Linked DNA regions of Homo sapiens: all the other regions are linked to region 1. A link is a loop called in an ENCODE intact Hi-C map of the cell type or tissue named here. Cell type or tissue: PC-3. All regions are shown on one strand.

Evidence for each region. Peaks named below come from ENCODE experiments on the same cell type or tissue, not always from the same donor. Only the 100,000 strongest peaks of a DNase experiment are listed, where the experiment ranks them.
Region 2: it touches region 1 in a loop (6-fold over the local background); 3 of 110 quality-filtered maps call a loop at or near these places.
Region 3: it touches region 1 in a loop (9-fold over the local background); 3 of 110 quality-filtered maps call a loop at or near these places.

The regions. Positions count from the first base shown.
Region 1 is chr4:71,712,431-71,714,930 of GRCh38, forward strand. No RefSeq gene overlaps it. Among named protein-coding and RNA genes, the nearest start is that of GC, 70 kb to the right of the region's middle. In PC-3, a CTCF peak has its summit at 1,366 (motif pointing left); a DNase peak (open chromatin) is centred at 1,351.
Region 2 is chr4:71,606,929-71,609,428 of GRCh38, forward strand. No RefSeq gene overlaps it. Among named protein-coding and RNA genes, the nearest start is that of GC, 180 kb to the right of the region's middle. In PC-3, no CTCF peak of the experiment used is centred here; DNase peaks (open chromatin) are centred at 1,553 and 2,423; H3K4me3 peaks cover 1,483 bases; H3K27ac peaks cover 2,052 bases.
Region 3 is chr4:71,497,181-71,499,680 of GRCh38, forward strand. SLC4A4 (solute carrier family 4 member 4) reads left to right here. Exons shown (of 26, transcript NM_001098484.3): 16 at 321-512. Among named protein-coding and RNA genes, the nearest start is that of GC, 290 kb to the right of the region's middle. In PC-3, no CTCF peak of the experiment used is centred here; a DNase peak (open chromatin) is centred at 1,061; H3K27ac peaks cover 902 bases.

The DNA.
Region 1 (2,500 bases):
TACTGCTTCTGAAGAAATGCTAAACAATAAATTATTTAAGAAAAAGAAAATGGAGAAATATGTTGTGGTGTTTGGAAGAAAGGCGTGGGGCAAGTAAGGGAATGGTTCCTGGTAATAACTATAGTTAGTTTTTGCTCTGCTTTTTTACCTTAATTCTGCTAAGTTATCATATCAAATATTTTCAAAAGTGGTGATAGCTAATGAGGGCAGAGGAGCAGGGTGGAGCTTTGGAATTTTATTTACCTCAATGATTTGGTGCCTCTTGCCTCTGGCCTCCTTGGCATTTCAGGTCTTCAGGGATTTAAAACAATACTTAAGAGAACATGGCTACTGTGTTCAGATAATATGTAGTAATATTTTTAATTGAAGCAATATAATTGATAGCTGTTGTAATTAAACAGAGCCAATTAAAGGAGGAACCAAATACTTTGGCTTCTGCAATCTAGGTTCGGTATCTTTAAGAGTTACTGGTCTGTGTAGATTTTTGCTAAGATTGGAAGCCCACTGTGTTTACCTGGAGGCCTTCAGGCTGACTCTCCACTCTTTGAGGGGCATCTAAGTGAACACAGGCTGCAAATACAGCTCAGAGGGCTCTTAGATGGCCCTGTTGAGAAATTTTAGCAAAGATGGATTAAATCAAAAGACCTAGGTTCCTTCTGGACTTACAGATCAAGGATCTGGAAATTTTTACAGCATCTTAGACTGGAGAGGATTCCATGAAGTGTTTCTGGGCCCATGGCTGTTCTGTGCAGTCTCTGAACCAGTCCATAGCCACTGGCTTATGTATACAATTATTAGGAGAGAGGAGTGGTGAATGATCTGAGGGCATCCAAATGGCAAGGGACCAAATCATAATAATTTAAAAAAATACCCACTGCCCAAAATAGTTGCTAACATTTATTAACTGTGATCTTATTGTGTGAACATTTATTGTGTGATCTTATTCAATCATTACAATACCCTTTAAGGGATGGACACTATTATTTCCCCCAATTTTTAGATAAGGAAACTAAAAAATATTAATTACTTGATGTCTCATAGACAGAAAATGGAATTTTTCTTTTTGAATGGCTCAAAGTAAAAAGGAGGACATTACTGTTTAAATGTCTTGTTTTTTATTATGGTAACAATATGCAAAAAGTTTTAGATCTGCAAGACTCCCTTTGATTTTATGGTGGGAAATCAAAAACCCTGCAATACTCATTTTCCCAAGATCATGCAAGTAGTAAATGACAGAGCTGAGAATAAAACTCATGATTTTTGACAAACAAGGCAAAGAAGTCCTTTTCACTAACTTCTTGATGGCAGAATTTAGAAGGTTATGGAAGTGGTTGGAAGCCTGCCATTATACAGTAACCAGAAATTTGCTACCACCTAGTGGGTCAATTGAGTAATTTACATTTTCAAAAGCAGTTTCAGATATTGCATATTGAGCAGCATAAACATACACACACACAAAGAAGGAGAATACAAAGAATATGGGGTGAATAGGGATTTTGAAGATTCTCTAGTCTATTGCCAACATTTTGCAGATGGGAGCGTTTGAGTGTGAAGAATTGACAGGCTTCTCCAAGGTCACACAATAAATATAATGGAGGCAAAACTGGGAGTAAAACTCCAGTCTCTTTGGTTTTGGTTCAGTGTTCTTTTCCTCTGGTACTCTATAAATAGGAAAGAAAAGGTTCTTTCAGTTAATGGAATCCAAAATCAAAGTATTTGCCTGAAGTATTTTGAGGCTTTCAGCACACATATATCATTCAACTTTCTATTTTGGCAGTCAAGTCTTGGTTATATTAGTGGAAAGGAAAATGTTTGTATGTAATAGGGACATATATCTGTATATCCATATTTATATACATTTATGTTTATATACCTGTACTTATAATTATACCTATACTTATATACCTACACTCAGAGTGCTCCTAAAGTTGCTAGGTTCTTGTTTACATTCCTGTTAGCATCTAAGCATAAAAGATATAGGATGTTTCTTGATGCTGTATCCTTAGATACTAACAGGGATGAAAACAAGAACCTAGCAACTTTAGGAGCACTCCAAGACCTGAGGCTGCCAGGGGTGTTGAGGAAACCAGAAAAGAGTATAGCTATCCCCTTATTGAGTCAACATTAGGAAATACGTCTGCTAATATTGCTCATTCTTATTCACTGAAAGATGCCTCATAACCTCCAAAAAGGCCTATAAGATAAAAGTAATTCTTAGTCTATTTATCTTAGGCTAATACTAGAATAAATTTCCATTTCTTGGGCACGTAATAACTTGTGATATACTGGAAGTAGGCTGGATGGCAGTAGAATGCTGTTCAGTATTTTTTTAAAAAATAGTTAATAAAACAGATGAATAGACTGTAAATAATCGAGTATATATTGTATAAAGTATGCTTCATGCCATTATTGTCATAGTGGTAAAGGAGTTTTATAACAAATTTTAAAGAAGCTGATTTCAAAAACATTTTTATTTCTATTTTTGATAAATTTATTTTGC
Region 2 (2,500 bases), 110 kb before region 1:
AGACCTTCACAGTGAGTGTTACAGCTCTTAAGGATGGCACAGACCCAAAGAGTGAGCAGTAGCAAGGTTTATTGTGAAGAGTGGAAGAACAAAGCTTCCACAGCTTGGAAGAGGACCCCAGCGGGTTGCTGCTGCTGGCTGGGGTGGCCAGCTTTTATTCCCTTATTTGTCCCCTCCCATGTTCTGTTTTTGTCCTATCAGAGTGCCCTTTTTTCAATACTCCCTGTGATTGGCTACTTTTAGGATCCTGCTGATTGATGCGTTTTACAGAGTGCTGATTGGTCCATTTTACAGAGCACTGATTGGTGCATTTTACAGAGTGCTGATTGGTGCATCTTACAATACTCTTCCTAGCTACAGAGTGCTGATTGGTGCGTTTTTACAACACGCTGATTGGTACATTTTACAACACGCTGATTGGTGCATTTTATGATCCCCTTGCTAGCTACAGAGTGCTGATTGCTGTGTTTTACAATCCTCTTGTAATACAGAAAAGTTCTCCAAGTCCCCATTCGATGCATGAAGTCCACTGGCTTCACCTCTCACCATTGCTGATCCTATTTCTTTCCTCATGGGGACATCCTCGTCACTCCATTCAGGTTTTACATCCTCATTCCTGGCTACTGCCACATCACGGCACCCATGCAGGCACTCTCTTTACTCCCATTAGGCTCTTACACCCCACATTTGGCCACTATCCCAGAAAGAAACCCTCCTCACCACAACTGGTCTTGACACTCTACACTGGATCACCCCCCATACCCAGACATCCTCCTTACCTGACCTGGACACCCAGTTCTTTTTATCATGCCATCCCTCCTACACAGACACCCTCCTCATGCTGCTTGGGCTTTGACTCCCTGTGTTGGGCTCACCCCTTCAGGGGTGTCTTCCTTACCCTGCTTGGCTTTGAGATCCTGCACCTGGGCTATGCCTCTATAGATGTGCTCAGGTTCCAACACCTGCTGCCAGGCTGCCTGCTCACATGGATGTTTTCCTTATCCTACTGAAGCACTGTCAGGCCACCTTGGGCTGCCTCCTTTGGTGGACGCTCTCATTACCCTTAGCTTGCTCTCAATTCTCACTCTTGACCACTGTGGCTCTCCCAGGCTGAGATGGACACATGCTCAACTACACCTGGTTGGCTAGGACTGAAGTGTCCAGGAAAGGAAGTGAAGAAAAGAGGAAGAGAGCTGTTGGTTTATTTTAAATGAGGAACTCCTAACTTTTGTCTTTTATCATCTGTGTGTTTCAATAAGTCTGACACTTTTGTTTCTCTTTGGCAGAATTGTATATACCTAGCATTTTAAGTCATAGAAAGCTACCTGGATTTTTTTTTTTAGACCAAATCCACCATTGGTTTTCCCTTGTCCAGATTAGATTTAATGCAAGCCTTTCCCAATTTGGTCCAAACCTAATTTTGTTGCCTCTTTTCTGTGTACTTTCTGCCAAGTAACTTAGGAATTCAGCTCCTGTGAACTCTTTGCCTTAAACAAATATGTCATGCCCTTTCCCACATTTATGCATACCTTTTTCTTCCTGGAATGCCCTCATACCATTTTTCTGTTTGGAAACCTCTGACTCATTATTTAAAATTCAGATCAAGTGTCACTTCTCAGTGAAACCTTTTTCAACTCCCTCAGGGTGAGTAAGTTCTTTCTGTCTCTTAAGAGAGTGTTCAGAGCACTTGCTATTTAACTTCTATCATCGACCGTGTAAAATTAGGCAAATTGCTTACCTTTCCTGAGTTTCAGTTTCCTCAACTGTTAAGTGGAGATAATAATAGATAATAATCAATAAAGTTGTCCTTAAGGTGAATTGCAAATAATCAACATGCTAATAATTGCTATTTTTATGTTTATCTGATTATGTTAAAATTGTGTGTTCTAGGCTGATGTGGTGGCTTATGCTTGTAACCCTAGCACTTGGAAGGCTGAGGCTGGCAGATTGCTTGAGACCAGGTGTTGGAGACCAGCCTGGGTAACATACTGAGACCTCATTTCTAAAAAAAAAAAAAAAAATTGCTGGGCACACAGTGGCTCACGCCTGCAATCACAGCACTTTGGGAGGCCAAGGTGGGTACATCACCTGAGGTCAGGAGTTCGAGACCAGGCTGGTCAGCATGGTGAAACCCTGTCTCTACTAAAAATACAAAAATTAGTCAGGCCTGGTCGTGGGTGCCTGTGATCCCAGTTACTTGGGAGGCTAAGGCAAGAGAATCTCTTGAACCCGGGAGGCGGAGTTTGCAGTGAGCTGAGATCATGCCACTGCACGCCAGCCTGGGAGACAGAGTGAGACTGTCTCAAAAAAAAAAAACAAAAAAAAACCCTTTTCTTAGATATGGTTCCAGAAGTTAATTCAAAATCCACAATATGTGATGAACATTTTCTGAAGGAAATTATTCATTCTGTAAATATTTTTAAGCGCATACCATGTACCAGGCATATGTTATGCAATAATGTGACCAAAATAGAGATGCTCTTTGATTTCATGGAATTCA
Region 3 (2,500 bases), 220 kb before region 1:
GTGTCTCAGTTTACTCTCAGGAAGGTGTGCAGGAAAGAAGTACTTTGTGGTTTCTATTGAACAAGTGGGCGATTTTAAGGCTGTTGCCCAAACTAGGTAACAAATTGCATCATTCTCATTGTATTTTCAACAATTGCCACCCTCTTGGCCCATCTTATCTGTTATTCCATGAACACCTCATCAAGTTTCACCCTCCAGTGCTTATTTTCAAACTGTTTTACAGAAACTTTTGGTATAATTCCTATAGCTCATCAAGTATCAAAGGCTGCTTTTTATATGTCAATGTTCTCTAGAAAAATTTTAATGTTTTTCTTCTTCAGTACCATAATACTACCTTTGACTGGGCATTTTTGTCGAAGAAGGAGTGTTCAAAATACGGAGGAAACCTCGTCGGGAACAACTGTAATTTTGTTCCTGATATCACACTCATGTCTTTTATCCTCTTCTTGGGAACCTACACCTCTTCCATGGCTCTGAAAAAATTCAAAACTAGTCCTTATTTTCCAACCACAGTAAGTACCTGAACTTTAAATGATTTTCATTGGATTTACACTGTATCAACAATAATACAACTTTACAAGGTGAAAAAGGCACCTGTAATTCAATGTGTCCAATATAATTTTGTGCGTTTTAAACATTACACTTCAATCTTTGTTCATGTGCATACTTATTAACGTAAGTCTAGTCAAGCTTTGGAAAACCTTCCAAGGACTTTCTCACATAATTCTGTCATATACCTCTCATAATTCTGAATGTGCTGAAAGGAAAAAAAATGAGATGAATTATATTTAAAAATGCATGAGTGAAGAAAAATACCTTTTAAATTCATTGTGTTTAAGTACATAATCAAAAACTCTTCATGTTTATCAGGAATTTCCATGGTGTAGAATTTCTTCAGCAGCTGTACATTTGAGTATTTTAGTACTTGAATTATGGGCTGTGGGAGTAAACTTAAATTGTGTTGTTACACAAGTATTGGTGTAAGATATGACTGTCATATGAGCCAAACTTTCCTTCCCGTAATGATGAATGCCGTAGTACAGAGAAACAGATAATTAAACTGGGTTGTGCAAACATCCTGTCTCCCATTAAAATGCCTGAGTGAGCTTAGTCCAAACTGTGGGTTCATGGAGATGCTATAAGAAAAGACTAATATTTAGTTAATGGCATTTTGGTTTTTTGCCTGCAGAATCAAACTAAGATAATCCTTTGCTTTACAGTTCAGTTCTTAGTGTTTAGGATGTCAGTATTTCTTAGGCAATCTTGATTACACCTGATTTATATCAGTGACCTGCTCTGTACAGCTGACATCTCATGAAACAGCTCTTCTTGCATTATATGTAAAAGGAATGGAAGAATTTTAAAATATGAGATGCACTTGATGAAATTCCTTTTTCCAAATTCTAGGAAATGAAAATATATTTACTTTCACCTAGAAAATTTTTGACTCTCTGATTCTTCTTACAAAATTGAAAATAAACAGAAGGGTTGATAATGAAATGTCTAGAAGTAGATAGCCCAAGGAATGAAAAATTTCCACAAAGTGAAATTTAGAAAGAAGCATTCAACTTAGTCTGCTTAACATGGGCATTACAAGCTGGTGATCCACAGGCAGAAAGAATTCAACCCACAGCCATTCTTTGTTTAGCCCACAGTGTGTATACATACAAAAAAACACACTCTCTCTCTCTTACTTGAGACTTTTGGTAGAATCTGTACTTTGCAGATAGTTACTGTTTTCCCAGCTCTGTGTTGTCTAAGAATTGGCTGTTTCATGCATTCAGATTAACTGCCTGTTCTTAAAGACACTGGGAAATGTGCTTTCTTGATACACCTCTTCAACTGTGTGGGTTTTGTGTAGAACAGATTCCTGGGTAAAAGTCTTTGAGGACAATTTTTTTTTTCTCTTGAGGTTTTTCCTTCTTAATAAGTAATTTATTGGGCATCTTGGATTTTGTTTGTTTGTATTTTTGGCTTATACTTTGTAAATCATCACCACCTGCCAAAGTCTGATATAATTTAAGTATAGTAAGTAGAAAAGTGGAAAATTTGTGAAGCACTTATAAGTCATAATTTGCAAAATAAACTAGTTTCAACTTTGAGATGAATGGAGATCCTTTTTCTAAATTTTAAAATCTTAATTGACCAATAATAATGTAAACTATATATTTCTGGAGTACAATGTGACATATGTATATGTTGTGGAATGATTAAATCAAGCTAATTAACATATCCATTACCTCACATACTTATTTTTTGTGATGAGAACATTTAAAACCTACTCTTTTAGCAATTTTAAAATATACAACACATTATTATTAGCTATAGTCATCATGCTGTGCAGTGGATCTCAAAGACATATTCCTCTTGTCTGATACTTTGTACGCTTTGACCAATATCCTCCCATTCCCCGCCTCCAGTAGGCACCATTCTACTGTCTACTTATATGAGTTTGACATTTTAGGTTTCACGTGTAAGTGAGATCATGTAGTATCTGTCT